Regions from separate parts of the Homo sapiens genome. Here region 1 is linked to region 2. The links are chromatin loops, found by intact Hi-C in ENCODE. Cell type or tissue: OCI-LY7. All regions are shown on one strand. Each heading gives the region's core, and the rest is flanking DNA. Links, peaks and the distances in the headings are about the cores only.

Region 1 (8,266 bases), core at 1,017-6,016, 630 kb before region 2:
CCTCAAGTGATTCACCTGCTTTGGCGTCCCAAAGTGCTAGGATTACAGGCATGAGACACTGTGCCCAGCCAATAATTAAAAATTTAAAAAAGAACACACACACACACACACAATAAAAAGAGCCTGGAATGTTACAAGTGTATTATAGTTTATTGAAGTAAAAATTACATTTATGACATCATGAACAATTGTCTTATGACACAGTGACAAGGCTTGAAATTTAAAAAAGGAAAAAAGGGAACAATTGTCTGTTTGCCAGTCAACTAAAATACATACTGCTGGCCGGGCATGGTGGCCCATGCCTGTAAGCCCAGCACTGTCAAACCAATGATCTCTTTTTTTGATAAATGATTTATTAATGAATCACATTCTCTAAAATATTCCAAATCAGAAAATGTTGGGTTAAATACTTGTCAAGTTTCACAAGGTGATTAAATATACAATTGTGGGGTCCCACTCAGAACACTGGAGTTAGTATAAAGATTATTTTAAGCTGAAGACATTTGAGATGGAACAGATGCAGAAAGAAGCTTCCTTGGGACTTCCCTTATTTGATTAAAAGTAGAAACTTCTGAGAAATGAGGACGGACATAAATTTCCTGTTTGGGGTGGCTTCTACTCCCAGGGGAGAGACCCAGAATAAACCTACCATAAATCCCCTCTCTGGCAGTTTTATGAACCTGAAAAAGACCACTCACACCTATATAAGAAAGTTTGGTTTGTGATAATGTTTGCATGTCTCCCATTTGTTCTTCTAAAAACACATTTGTCTTTTTTAGAGAAACCTATTTGTCCTTCCTATAGAAGTCCTTTTTGGCTAGGCGCGTTGGCTCAAGCATGTAATCCCAGCACTTTGGAAGGCTGAGGCAGGCAGATCACCTGAGGTCAGGAGTTCAAGACCAGCCTGGCCAATGTGGTGAAACCCTGTCTCTACTAAAAATACAAAAATTAACTGGGCATGGTGGCAGGCACCTGTAATCCCAAGCTTCTTGGGAGACTGAAACAGGAGAATCGCTTGAACCTGGGAGGCAGAGGTTGCGGTGAGCTGAGACTGCGCCACTGCACTCCAGCCTGAGCAACATAGTGAGACCCTGTCTCAAAAAAAAGAAAAAAGTCCAGGCCGGGCACGGTGGTTCATGCCTGTAATCCCAGCACTTTGGGAGGCTGAGGCGGGAGGATCACGAGGGCAAGAGATTGAGACCATCCTGGCCAACATGGTTAAACCCTGTCTCTACTAAAAATACAAAAATTAGCTGACCGTGGTGGTGTGCACCTGTAATCCCAGCTACTCAGGAGGCTGAGGCAGGAGAATTGCTTGAACCTGGGAGGCAGAGGTTGCAGTGAGACAAGATGGCACCACTGTACTCCATCCTGGTGACAGAGTGAGGCTCCGTATCAAAAACAAAAAAAAATTAGCAGGGTGTGGTGGTTCACGCCTGTAGTCCCAGCTACTTGGGGGGCTGAGGTGAGAGGATCACTTGAGCCTGGTCAAGGTTGAGGTTGCAGTGAGCTGTGTTTGTACCACTGCACTCCAACCTGGACAACAAAGTGAGACCCTGTCTCCAAAAACAAAAATGTAGGTAAATACCATCATTTGTGACAAGATGGATGAATCTGGAAAACATTATGCTAAGTGAAATAAGCCAGGTATAGAAAGACAAATACTACATGATCTCACTTATATGTGGAATCCAAACATGTCAAATTCATAGCAGCAGATAGTAGAATGATGGCTACCAGAGGCTGGGGAGAGTGGAGACGAGGAGAATGGGGAATTGTTAATCAAAGGGTGCAAAATTTCAGATAGAAGGCTTTGAGATTTACTGCACAATAGAGTGACTATAATCAATAATGATGTAGTTTTATCTAGCCATCTAAAATGGAGAGATGAATCGTTCTGCCTATACAAACAAGTCAGTTATTAGAGGGTGGTTGAGGTATGCTACTCAGAAGATTTCAGGGTGTCTTCCAGCTGAAATCTCAATGTTCTCAGTATGAAAAACCTGAAATCAGATGCCTATGTAAGGGAAGTGCTATTCACCCAGTAAACCCAAAAAAGCAAATGGAGAATGCTGGCTATTTTGCCTTTCTGACATTTGTTTGGGAATCTGCAGGAACCTCTCCTTTCCCCTCCCCCAATAAGACCATTTAAGTGTGTGTTAAACAACTACAGCATACTAAATAAAAAGTTTGGCCAAAACCAACAACAACAACAAAATAATAATAACGATGTAGTTTCTCTTTTTTTTTTTTTTCTGAGATGGAGTCTCACTCTGTCACCCAGGCTGGAGTGCAGTGGCGTGATCTCGGCTCACTGCAACCTCCCGCCTCCCAGCTTCAAGCGATTCTCCTGCCTCGGCCCCCCCAAGTAGCTGGGATTACAGGCGCCCGCCACCACGCCCGGCTAATTTTTGTATTTTTAGTAGAGAAGGGGTTTCACTATGTTGGCCAGGCTGGTCTAGAACTCCTGACCTCAGATGATCCACCCGCCTTGGCCTCCCAAAGCGCGGGATTGTAGGCATAAGCCATCATGCCCAGCCATAGTTTCTCTTTCAAAATAACTAGAAGAGTAAATTTCAAATATCTCACTATTAAAAATGATGGATCAGCCAGGTGCAGTTGCTCACGCCTGTAGTCCCAGCACTTTAGGAGACTGAGATGGGTGGATAGCTTGAGCCCAGGAGTTCCAGACCAGACTGGGCAACATGGTGAAACTCCATCCCTACAAAAAAAATTAAAAATTAGCCAGGCATGGCGGCACACACCTGTAGTCCCAGCTATGCGGGAGGCTGAGTTGGGAGGATCACTTGAGCCCTGGCAGTTGAGGCTGCACTGAGCTGAGATCACACCACTGCACTCCAGCCTGGGTGACAGAACAAGACCCTGTTTAAAAAAAAAAAAAAAAAAAAGATAAAAAATAATTTTAAAAAGAGAGAGGGGTCCCACTCTGTTGCCCAGGCTGGTCTCAAGTGGTCCTCCTGCCCTAGCCTCCCAAAGTACTAGGATTACAGGCGTGAGCCACCATGCTGGGCTGTGAGACTCCTGTTTTTACAGAAAATTAAAAATTAGCCAGCATGGTGGCATGTACCTGTAGTCCCAGCTATTTGGGAGGTTGAGGTGGGAGGATTGCCCGGGCCCAGGAGGTCAAGGCTGCGGGGAGCTGAGATTGCACAAGTGCACTCCACCCTGGGCAACAAAGCAAGACCCTTCCCAAAACATAAAATAAAAATAAAAATGAAAAATCAACTGGAGTCAGGCAAGGTGGCACATGCTTGTAATCCCAGCACTTTAGGTGGCTGAGGCAGGACGATCCTTTGAGTTTGGGAATTTGAGACCAGCCTGGGCAGCACAGTGAGACCCTGTCTCTACAAAAATAAATTTTAAAAGCTGGCCACGATGGTGCAGGCCTATGGTATCAGCTACTAGGGAGGCTGAGGCGGGAGGACTGCTTGAGCCCAGGAGATCTAGACTGTGGTGAGCCATGCTTGTGCCACTGCAAAGTCAGACCTGGGCAACAAAGTGAGATTCTATCTCAAATAAATAAAATAATTGCTGGCCAGGTGCAGTGGCTCACGCCTGTAATCCCAGCACTTTGGGAGGCCGAGGCAGGTGAATCACCTGAGGTCAGGAGTTCGAGACCAGCCTGGCCAACATGGTGAAACCCCATCTCTACTAAAAATACAAACTTAGCCAGGCCTGGTGGCGCATGCCTGTAATCCCAGCTACCTGGGAGGCTGAGGCAGGAGAATCGCTTGAACCCGAGAGGCGGAGGTTGCAGTCAGCCAAGATCCTGCCACTGCACTCCAGCTTGGGCAATAGAGTGACACTCCGTCTCAAAAATAATAATAATAAGTAAAATAAAATAATAATAATTGCTATTATGTCTGTTGATCCAAAGTCCTGTTTTGGCAGTATTATATGTATTGTGATTAAAACAAAGTGAAAACCATAATTATTTTCTAAGTTGTGTTTCTTTGGGTAGTCAAATGGTCTTGAAATCTGGTGCGTAACAATAAAATCAATAAAAACAGTTCTTGGGATAGAAAATCTCAGGGTTAGTATGTCAGGACATATTTTCAGAAATGAACACTAGATGTCAGCTTTTAGGCAAGCTTTTCTGAGTCACTGACCCATTTTTACCTCCCGACAAAACCCAAGCCAAGTCTTTTCTGAATGTAGAAACTTTCCTCCTCAGGGAACTCCACTTCCGCAGGGCTCTCCCACTGACACCCCTGATAGGGTAACATTTGAGCTATTAAAATTAGCAGGAACTAAACTAGAAAGTGAAGCACCTATGGAGGTTTCTGGGGAGACATTAAATAAAAAACAGAGAAACAAACAAAAAATATAACCTGCAATTCTCTCCCTCTATTGTACTTTACTATCATTTAAAAGAATAAACACAGGCTGGGTGCATTGGCTCATCCTTGTAATCCCAGCAATTTGGGAGGCTGAGGCTAGAGGATCACTTGAAGCCAGGAATTCAAGACCAGGCTGGGCAACATGGCGAGACTCCATCTCTACAAAACGTAGAAGAATTAGGCAGGTGTGGTGTTGTGTGCCTGTAATCCCAGCTACTCGGGAGGCTAAAGCAAGAGAATTGCTTGATCCCAGGAGGCAGAGGTTGCAGTGAGCCAAGATCATGCCACTGCACTCCAGGCTGGGTGACAGAGCAAGAACCTGTCTCAAAATAATAATAATAATAATAATAATAATAAATATATGGCTGTAATCTCAGCACTTTGGGATGCCAAGGCAGGCGGATCATGAGGTCAAGAGATTGAGACCATCCTGGCCAACATGGTGAAACCTCGTCTCTACTAAAAATACAAAAATTAGCTGGGTGTCGTGGCGCGCGCCTATAATCCCAGCTACTCAGAAGGCTGAGGCAGCAGAATCGCTTGTACCTGGGAGGTGGAGGTTGCAGTGAGCCAAGATAGCACCACTGCACTCCAGCCTGGCAACAGAGCAAGACTCTGTCACAAAATAATAATAATAATAATAATAATAGTAATAATAATAATAATAATAATAATAATAGGCCATGGCTGGGCGTGGTGGCTCAAGCCTATAATCCCAGCACTTTGGGAGGCTGAGGCGGGTGGATCACCTGAGGTCAGGAGTTCAAGACCAGCCTGACCGATATGGTGAAACCCTGTCTTTACTAAAAATACAAAAAATTAGCTGAGTGTGGTGGCGGGTGCCTGTAGTCCCAGCTACTCAGGAGGCTGAGACAGAAGAACTACTTGAACCTGGGAGGAGGAGGTTGCAGTGAGCGAAGATCACATGACACTGCACTCCAGCCTGGGCAACAGAGTGAGACTCTGTCTCAAAAGAAAAAAAGAAAAAAAAAAGGCTAGATGCAGTGGCTCACACCTATAACCCCAACACTTTGGGAAGGCAAAGGCGGGCGGATCACCTGAGGTCAGGAGTTCGAGACCAGCCTGACCAACATGGCTAAACCCCATCTCTACTAAAAATACAAAATTATCTGAGCATGGTGGCGCATGCCTATAATCCTAGCTACTTGGGAGGCTAAGGCAGGAGAATCGCTTGAACCCAGGAGATGGAGGTTGCAGTGAACTGAGATCATGCCATTGCACTCCAGACTGGGCAACAAGAGCAAAACTCCGTCTCAATAAATAAATAAATATTAAACATAAAAATAATTTCATCTTTGTAATGAAGAGGGTGGAGCATGGGGAGAAGGAAATCTTCCTGAACCAATTACAAAGACCTCATGTCGTGCGTGCATGGTTTAACAGCAAGTTTTTTCAGCATTTGCTTTCTTTTCCCTTTTTTTGTAAGCAAACAAACAAACAAACAAACTCTACTCTCTGCCTATTTATGCCTTCAGTAACTATTTATGAAGTATTTACGGCGTACAACTTAGTACATGTCTCAGTCTGTGGCAAATGATGGAAGCCTAGAAAACACATATGGACAAGGTCAATCCTCTACCCTTGAGACCACTGCAGTCTCATGGGGGAAATAAGACAGTTACATAAAATGTCATAGTGTAAAGTACAGTTTCTAGCATGCACATTTTTTGGTGGCACAGCACAAATTAAGTATTTTTTCTCATTTTTTATTTTGTTTTTTTGAGGCAGATTTTTGCTGTGTCACCCAGGCTTGAGTGCAGTGGCGCCATCTCAGCTCACTGCAACCTCCACCTCCCGGATTCAAGTGATTCTCATGCCTCAGCCACCCGAGTAGCTGGGATTACAGGCACCGCCACCATGCCCGGCTAATGCTTTTTGTATTTTTATTAGAGATGGGGTTTCACCATGTTGGCCAGGCTGGTCTCGAACTCCTGACCTCAGGTGATCCACCCGCCTCGGCCTCCCAAAGTGTTGGGGTTACAGGCATGAACCACCATGCCTGGACAGAAATTAAGTCTTACTAAGAGGCATTTTAGGCCGGGCGCAGTGGCTCACGCTTGCAATCCCAGCACTTTGGGAGGTCAAGATGGGTGGATCACCTCAGGTCAGGAATTCGAGACCAGCCTGACCATTATGGCGAAACCCTTTCTCTACTAAAAATACAAAAATTAGCCACGCGTGGTGGCAGGCACCTATAATCCGAGCTACTCAGGAGGCTGAGGCTGGAGAATTGCTTGAACCTGGGAGGCGGAGGTTGCAGTGAGCCGAGATCGCGCCACTGCACTCCAGCCTGGGCAACAGAGCGAGACTCCCTCTCAGAAAAAAAAAAAAAAAAAAAAAAAAAGAGGCATTTTACTATTTTATATTGGGTAAGCATGGAAAAGGAGGCAAACTAATTTATTTGAGTGTGTAGAGAAGAAAAAGCAAGTTTTCCTTAACCATGGTAAGGTTCATGGCTGAGACTCCTATAACAAAATACAGATTAACAAGAGAAAAGCATACAAATTTGTGTAATATAAGTTTTACATGATGGGGAGTCTTCCTAAGGAAATGACCCAAAGAAAAGTCTGTGTACTTTTATGCATAGGTTTGAGAAAGTGGATAGTTGTGCAGAAGTATGATTGAACAAAGCGGGTATGATCTCACGGTAATAAATTGGGGGCATGAGATTAGCAAGACCTGTTTGTTCAGATTATTCTTGGTGTCCCTGTGTGACATTCCTTCCACCCTGATATAGGGCAGGACACCTGCCACATGAGGGTTTTCAAGAGAGATAAGAGGATGACCTTCCTAGGCTTTATGGCCTGCTTCAGAGACGGGTGAGGGAGATGTGACAGTGGCCTTCCAGTATATGCTGTTTTCTCAACTTCCAAGGTGCTATGTTTGGGGGTTGGGTTTCCTATGCCATATCAGTGCTTACAGTATGACAAGCAGCATGATGAGTGCTTTACAAAGCCTGCACTACATGTCAGGTAGTTTTTACTCATTTGTAAAATGAGCAATCTTCATTTTAGAAAGACTGACCAAAGGCCCAGTCATACAGATAGACGGTAGAATCCGGAATTGAAACTAGCTTCCTAAGCTACAATGGAGTGAAGCAAAAAAAGGAACTAAAACTAGGTCTAGGCTGGTAGGCTGGGTGCAGTGGCTCACGCCTGTAATCCCAACAATTTGGGAGGCCGAGGCAGGTGGATCACGAGGTCAGGAGATCGAGACCATCCTGGCTAACACGGTGAAACCCCGTCTCTACTAAAAATACAAAAAATTAGCCGGGCTTGGTGGCGGGCGCCTGTAGTCCTAGCTACTTGGGAGGCTGAGGCAGGAGAATCACTTGAACCCGGGAGGCGGAGCTTGCAGTGAGCCGAGATCGCGCCACTGCACTCCAGCCTGGGCAACAGAGCGAGACTCCGTCTCAAAAAAAAAAAAAAAAAGATTTTGAAGCATATGTTTCAACAGAGCAGATGGAGAAAGTTACGTCAAACGTCTTGAGAGGAGGACATGGAATGCCAAACACAAGGATCTAAAAACGGTAGTGGTGCTTTAATCCCACTGCCTTGGGACAGTGACGGAAATCAGGGACAAGAAGAAATACATTTCTTGAATTGGGCAGCTGAAAACCTAAAAAAATCGCTATCAAGTCCATTTATTTGTGTGTGTACATTTATTTATTTGTATTATTATTATTATTTGAGATGGAGTTTCGCTCTTGTTGCCCAGGCTGGAGTGCAGTGGCTCATCTCGACTCACTGTAAGCTCCGTCTCCCGGGTTCAAGCGATTCTCCTGCCTCAGCCTCCTGAATAGCTGGGATTACAGGCACGCACCACCACGCCCAACTAATTTTGTATTTTTAGTAGAGATGGGGTTTCTCCATGTTGGTCAGGCT
Region 2 (8,266 bases), core at 1,628-6,627:
AGGCATGGGCGAGGACTTCATGACTAAAACACCAAAAGCAATGGCAACAAAAGCCAAAATTGACAAATGGGATCTAATTCAACTGAAGAGCTTCTGCACAACAAAAGAAACTACCATCAGAGTGAACAGGCAACCTACAGAATGGGAGAAAGTTTTTGCAATCTACTCATCTGACAAACGGCTAATATCCAGAATCTACAAAGAACTTAAACAAATTTACAAGAAAAAATCAAACAACCCCATCAAAAAGTGGGCAAAGGATATGAACAGACACTTCTCAAAAGAAGACTTTTATGCAGCCAAGAGACACATGAAAAACAAACAACCCCATCAAAAAATGGGTAAAGGACATGAACAGACACTTCTCAAAAGAAGACATTTATGCAGCCAAAAAACACATGAAAAAATGCTCACCATCACTGGCCATCAGAGAAATGCAAATCAAAACCACAATGAGATACCATCTCACACCTGTTAGAATGGCAATCATTAAAAAGTCAGGAAACAACAGGTGCTGGAGAGGATGTGGAGAAATAGGAACACTTTTATACTGTTGGTGGGACTGTAAACTAGTTCAACCATTGTGGAAGTCAGTGTGGCAATTCCTCAGGGATCTAGAACTAGAAATACCATTTGACCCAGTCATCCCATTTCTGGGTATATACCCAAAGGACTATAAATCATGCTGCTATAAAGACACATGCACACTTATGTTTATTGCGGCACTATTCACAATAGCAAAGACTTGGAACCAACCCAAATGTGCAACAATGATAGACTGGATTAAGAAAATGTGGCACATATACACCATGGAATACTATGCAGCCATAAAAAACGATGAGTTCATGTCCTTTGTAGGGACATGGATGAAACTGGAAATCATCATTCTCAGTAAACTATCGCAAGAACAAAAAACCAAACACCGCATATTCTCACTCATAGGTGGGAATTGAACAATGAGAACACATGGACACAGGAAGGGGAACATCACACTCTGGGGACTGTTGCGGGGTGGGGGGAGGGGGGAGGGATAGCATTAGGAGATATACCTAATGCTAAATGATGAGTTAATGGGTGCAGCACACCAGCATGGCACATGTATACATATGTAACTAACCTGCACATTGTGCACATGTACCCTAAAACTTAAAGTATAATAATAATAAAATAAAATAAAATAAATAAAAAATAAATAAATAATAAATAAATAAATATTGTTACACATTATGGTAAGCATCATAAACTAGCCTTCAATGTTCTTTTAAATAAGTAATATTCCTGAAGGGTAAGACAAATACAGGGAAAATGAATAGAAAATAATGCTAAAGGAAAACCAGCAATTTAGGAAAAAAATTGGATACTGATTTATTTATCCTGTTTGCGTGCAATACTGAGAAAATTAATGGCTTAATTAGGAAAATGAGGAAAAAGACAAAGATGTAAATGTATAAAGGACATTTTGATGTGTTTCAAGCATTGTAGAAGCTTGTAATACTGATCCTTTATTGTACCTAATTTACCTAAAAAAATAAGACTTTTCTTTTCATTGGTATAAAGAAAAAAAGAAAAAATGCTCATCATCACTGGCCATCAGAAAAATGCAAATCAAAACCACAATGAGATACCATCTCAGTTAGAATGGCGATCATTAAAAAGTCAGGAAACAACAGGTGCTGGAGAGGATGTGGAGAAATAGGAACACTTTTACACTGTTGGTGGGACTGTAAACTAATTCGACCATTGTGGAAGACAGTGTGGCGATTCCATAAGGATCTAGAACTAGAAATACCATTTGACCCAGCCATCCCGTTACTGGATATATACCCAAAGGATTATAAATCATGCTGCTATAAAGACACATGCACACATATGTTTATTGTGGCACTAGTCACAATAGCAAAGACTTGGAACCAACCCAAATGCCCATCAATGATAGACTGGATTAAGAAAATGTGGCACATATACACCATGGAATACTATGCAGCCATAAAAAAGGATGAGTTCGTGTCCTTTGCAGGGACATGGATGAAGCTGGAAATCACCATTCTGAGCAAACTATTGCAAGGACAGAAAACCAAACACCACATGTTCCCACTCATAAGTGGGAATTGAACAGTGAGAACACTTGTTCACAGGGTGGGGAACATCACACACTGGGACCTGTCGTGGGGTGGGGGGAGGGGGGAGGGATAGCATTAGGAGATATATACCTAATGTAAATGACGAGTTAATGGGTGCAGCACACCAACATGGCACATGTATACATATGTAACAACCTGCACATTGTGCACATGTGCCCTAGAACTTTAAGTATAATTTAAAAAAGAAAAAAGAAAAAAGTTACAAAACCTTTTTCTCAAAAAAAAAAAAATTTAATCTAAATAGGGATTGAGTACCACAACTCAGTATCACACCTTCCTGAAGTTTATCCATTTTCTGTGACTTACAACCTCTTCTGCATCAGTGTTCATCCTTCCTTCCCTTCCAATAAGGGCTTGGTATATACTCATTGATCACCAAAAATTCAACCCTTTAACATTATATTATTTTATGGATATGTTAATTATTGTAATGAAAAACTTCAAATGTATAAAAAAAGATTATATAAGGAACTCCAAATTACCTATCTCCCTGCTTTAACAATTATCACATAATCATCTTATTTTGACTATACCTTCTCCCCCAGATTGTTTTGAAGTAAGTTGTCTTATCTGTAAGTATATGTTGCTTTTGCCAGTATAACCAACTCTGTTTTATGTTTGTTCCTTGGGTTCTTTGTGCAATTTTCATCATTTGATTTATCAGTTCCTATTCAGGAGTTGTGTCTTCTACTTTTGAACTTGCCGTGTGCATCTCATCATGATTACACCTTGCTGGAATTCAGTATATGTGAAGTATGATGTCTACGTACAAAAACCCAGAATGGAGCCAACAGGAAAAATAAAACTCTGACAACACGGTTGAGAGAAACAATACCACAGTCACCCACCTGTGTGTTGAAGAAAATCTTTAATCTTGTGTAGAATGAATGTTTAGGTAATTGGTTGGCTAATAGCTCCTCAGAACATTGAGGGGTATATAATTTTTGTATTATATACTACTTTAAAATAGGAAAACCCATTACCAACCACATCTTATATACTAGACCAAAATTTCTTAGTTAATGGATTTGCATTTTATCTGCTAGGAATTTGGAACTACCACTTAAGACTAAGACTATTGCGAAGTTTCTGTGACCACATCACCACTCTGTTTCTCAATCTTCTTGGAGGTAACAGATTCTTGTTCAACCTGCTGACTTACTCTTTCTTACCCTTAAAGCAATAGCACCACCCTGTGGCAAGATTTAAAATGTTTCCTCACACTGGCAAATACAACTTCCATCTTACAACTTTAAGATGCCAAGTGACTCTAGCGGACTGGTGAAGTTTTGGGCCTCTTCTCATATTAAAGTTTTTAAATGTATAAAATACAATACATGGAATTACAAAGGAAATCAATTATATGAAAATACTGTTGTGGTCAGGTGTCCATGGAATCTAGTTAGGAAGCCATAATACAAGACTGGGAACATGACATTTTGGTTCCTTCAGAAGCAACTCCTCTCTGTTCTCATAATTAAGGATCATTATTCTAGTTGAGTTTGCAGATAGGCTTTCAGGAATTACATAATGGTTTTGGCTCTATCTCTATAAGTATTTATATGGTTTATGAGAAAGGAAAGGTTGTTGGAGACAGTAGGGGAGTTTATAAAATAGAAAGCATCTACACAGTGAAAACATGTTGGGTTTTGTATCTAGGTCCTTTAAATTATTGAAGTTTAGATATTCTTGCCAAAAAGGAAGGATAGATTCCACAGAGTGCTCCTGAAAGGGTAGTCTCAAGGCATAAGGGCTTATCCTGAATGCTTTTATGAGGCTTACAAAGTAAAGCAAACTCGACAATTAATGTTATTCAGCCCTGCTGGGTAAATTTGCTCCAGATGCCTCAGAATTAAGTTCCCTCCAAGGGCTAATGAAGTAGCTCTAGGTGCCACTAGAGGGCACTGTGAGGACTCTGTTGCCAGTTAGGTGAGAGGAGCTATTGGACGGCGGCCCCCTGGAATGGGAACTCAAGGAAGAGGCAGGAAGGAGAGGACTCAAGGTGCAGGAAGGAAGATAGTTAACATTGCAGATCTTAGTTTATAAGTAAATAGTAGTAATAAAGCCTTACCAGATATTTCAGGCTCCCCCATCTACTGAGTACATGGTAGGACTGCACTTCTTAATCCTCCTGTAGTGGGTAGGACCATATGATTGGCCCTGGCCAATATCCAATAAGTTGTCAGCAGGGATGGTATGTATCTCTTTTCTCCTCCTTCTCCTCCCTCTTCTTCTCCTCCTTCTTCTTTTTTAAACTTTGTAGAGACAGGGTCTCACTATGTTTCCAAGGCTAATCTTGAACTCCTGGCCTCAAGCAATCCTCCCGCTTAGGCCTTCCGGAATACTGGGATTACAGACATGTATCTGTTCTGCACCAAGCATTGAATTGTTGGTGCCAGACCCTCCAGAGTTCTCTTTCCCCTTGACATAAGTACTAACAATATTCAAGATGGTAGCTACTCTGTCAGCCTGGGTCCCTGAGTAACTACAATGGGCAGAGTCCCCCTGCTGATCCACAGTGGACAAGTAACATGATTCAAAAATAAATCTCATCTAAAACCACAGGCATTTGGGGATTAATGCTTACTGCAGCAGAGCATACATAACTTTGATTATCACAGCTAGGTACTCAACCAAGTATTTGCATGTTCAATCCTCTCAATATATTTATTTTTTCCTTTTTTCAGATGAGAAAATTGAGGCTTAGAAACTGTAAGGACTTACCCAAGGTCATGGAGCAAGGTAAGTCCTTTGACCTTATATCATGCTTCTTAATTACTATGTTATACTACATACCAAGACCAGTTAGAATCTGTGTTACATGTTCCCAATAAAGAAAGGAGAAATTCATGGAGCCAGAAATGCAAGAGGAAGGATCACTGAACCTAGCTTCTAGCCTATGGATCTTGAGTTACCCTCAATATTTAGCAGATAAGAGTGCTGCCAATCTCTCCAATAACTTGAACTGGATTTGTCTTCTTTCTCCACAAACTCTCCCCTGGTTTTGCAAATCTTCCACCCAGATCCCTTGCCTCCAGTTCCTCCCTCCTCCAGTCATCTCACTTCTCACACTGCCTTCCACATCATCTTTTAAGTCATCATCTTAGCTCCCACCAGGACCACCTAGGGAGCTTTTCAAATACACATGCATAATTCATGCAGGGCCTGAGCAAGTATTTTTTTTCATATGTGGCTACAGTAGAAGACCCTAATATGAAAGACTGATTTTCATGTTTCTATACTATCAGGTCCCAGTTAACCTTTTCTCACTTATTGTCCACACAGTGCTCCACAGGTCATTTACAATAGAGATTATTATCCCTTGAATAAAACATTAAGAATATATTTATGTCCCCAGGCCTCTGCTCCAGTTGTTCCCTTTCCGTGAAATTTCTTCCTCATCCCCATCGGTAAAAATTCTACCATCGCTCAAATGTTTCCACCTTCATGTAGTACCCCCTTGCTGTCCCAAGTCACAATTCAGACTTGATTCCTTGGGCTCTTACAGTATTCGGCTTCTATCTGTACCAGAGTTTTGATAATTCTGTCTTTATTACATTTATTTATACATGTCTGTCTTCCCCACTAACCTGTCAACTCCTGAAGGGAGGGGCCCAGTGTTTTGTTTTTGGTTTTTGCCCAGTGTTTTTTTTGTGGGGGGGGGGGGGCGGGGGGCAGGGATTGGATTTATTTATAATAAGAAAGGCTGAATTGAGAGCTTACTTTTTTTTCCTAAAATTTAAAACAGTACTAGTAAAACCTTACCCTCCTCAGCTGACCTTATTTCAGGTATAAGAGTACAAAGCTTCTAGGTAAGCTGCTCTCATGATGTAAGAGCATGACTGATAGCACCAAGCCTGTTTAAATTCACTGAGAGCCAGGAGAGGTCACATAGCAGAGGCATCTAGTCTGAGCATGTTTTCAGACTCCAAGTATTTCCAGTGTTATTTTGTCTTGGGATTCCACAAACTACCTCCCACAATGCTTAATATCTAGCAAATACTCATTATACTTTCAAATGCAACTTACTTTGATGAATTTATGTATTTATTCATTTATTCCACAAATATGTATTGGAGTGCTGACACTGAGTGCTTACTTTGAGCGAGTCACCAGAGACACAGACAAAATGTCAGCCTTCATTAAGTCTACATTCTAGTGGAGGAGGCAAACAATAAACAGGATGAGTAGGTTATATACGTAGTATGTTAGAAGATAAGTGCCAAGGGGAAACACAAAGCAGAGATGGTAGATGAGCATCAGTTTGAGTGGTTTGTGTGCACATTAAAGTTTGAGGAGCTGTGCTCTAAATGGAGCCATCTTTACAGGGATTCTTTGCAGAATAATGAATGGAGATACATGCCAGATCCCAAAACAACTATTTTAGGAAGCAAAGAGATCCCGGGTCAGTTTCTTGAAAATTCAGAGCCAAATGCTGACATGACACCAGTATAAACTCACAATGGAATCACAGAACTTCCTAAGAATTTTTCCTCATATTTTTTAGACAAGTATGTATATACATGTGTGTGCTTAACTGATGTATGATTAGAAAAAAAGGAACTAACATTGTTGTTGTTGTTGTTGTTTAGTGCTTTGCTATGGTTTAGATGTGGTTTGTTCCCTCCAAAGCACATGTTGAAATTTGATTCCTAAAGTAATGGTGTTAAAAGGTGGTAGGGTCCATAAGAGGTGTTTAAGTCATAGGGGTTCCACTCTCATGAAGGGATTAATGCCATTCTCACAAGAGTGAGTTAGTTCTCATGGGAGGGAGCGTTATTATCACAAGAGTGGGTTATTATAAAGGTGAGTTCCGCTTTCTTGTTTCACTCTTGCTTCTTTTCTTGTCATGTGGTCTCTTGTTTTTCCACCATGTTAAGAAGCACCATGAGGCCCTCAACAGACACAGCTCTTCAATCTCAGACTTCCCAGCTTCCAGAAACATGAGCCAAAACACATCTCTTTTCTCCTCCTCCTCCTCTTCCTCCTCCTCCTTTTCCTCTTCCTCCTCCTCTTCTTCTTCCTCTCCTCCTCCTCTTCTTCTTCCTCCTCTTTCTTCCTCTTTCTTCTTATTATTCTTCCTTTTTATTAAGTTAAGGGGTACAGGTGCAGGTTTGTCATATAGGTAACCTCATGTCATGGGGGTTTGTTGTACAGATTATTTTGTCACCCAGGTATTAAGCCTAGTACCCACTAGTTATTTTTTCTGATCCTCTCCCTTCTCCCACACTCCACCCTCCAGTAGGCCCCAGCATATGTTGTTTCCCTCTATGTGTGCATGTGTTCTCAATATTTAGCTCCCACTTATAAGTGAGAATATGCGATATTTGGTTTTCTGTTCCTGTATTAGTTTGCTAAGGATAATGGCCTCCAGCTCCATCCATGATCCTGCAAAGGATATGATCTCATTCTTTTTTATGGCTGCCTAGTATTCCATGGTATATATATACATATATATATCACATTTTCTTTATCCAGTCTATTATTGATGGACATTTAGGTTGATTCCATGTATTCACTATTGTGAATAGTGGTGCAGTGAACATATACGTGCATGTGCCTTTATGATAGAATGATTTATATTCCTTTGGGTATATGCCCAGTTATGGGATTGCTGGGTTGAACAGTAGTTCTGTTTTTAGCAATTTGAGGAATCACCACACTGCTTTCCACAATGGTTGAACTAATTTACCCTCCCACCAACAGTGTATAAGCATTCCTTTTTCCCCTTTGCAGCACCCGGTATTTTTTGACTTTTTAATTATAGCCATTCTGACTGCAAACCTCTTTTCTTTATAGATTATCCAGTCTCAGGTATTCTGTTACAGCAACCAAAAACAGACTAAGACATGCCTGTTATATGAGGCATTGTGTTACTATAACAGGAATAAACCTTAGACCAAAAACAAGGATAAATCAGAAGGATTACATTTGCATTTAATCAAATTAAATTCATTTTGACTCCAAAGATATATATATTACATTTGTTAGAATTGGGGGCTCTCATTCTGTTGCCCAGGCTGGAGTGCAGCGGTGCAATCACAGCTCACTGCAACCTCAAATTCCTGGGCTCAAGTGATCCTTCTGCATCAACCTCCCATGTAGCTAGAATTACAGGCATGTGC

The links. Hi-C counts contacts between places; a loop is a spot of excess contacts. Peaks named below come from ENCODE experiments on the same cell type or tissue, not always from the same donor. Only the 100,000 strongest peaks of a DNase experiment are listed, where the experiment ranks them.
Region 1: a loop joins it to region 2, with 3 times the contacts of the local background. A loop is called at or near these places in 6 of 110 quality-filtered maps.

What each region holds. Positions count from the first base shown.
Region 1 is chr9:6,682,450-6,690,715 of GRCh38, reverse strand. No RefSeq gene overlaps it. Among named protein-coding and RNA genes, the nearest start is that of LINC02851, 18 kb to the left of the region's middle. RefSeq lists an enhancer at 6,990-7,249. In OCI-LY7, for the core only: CTCF peaks have their summits at 3,880 and 4,088 (motif pointing right); a DNase peak (open chromatin) is centred at 4,115; H3K27ac peaks cover 461 bases.
Region 2 is chr9:6,050,468-6,058,733 of GRCh38, reverse strand. No RefSeq gene overlaps it. Among named protein-coding and RNA genes, the nearest start is that of RANBP6, 39 kb to the right of the region's middle. In OCI-LY7, for the core only: CTCF peaks have their summits at 3,103, 3,302 (motif pointing left) and 4,044 (motif pointing right); DNase peaks (open chromatin) are centred at 3,323 and 4,023; H3K27ac peaks cover 312 bases.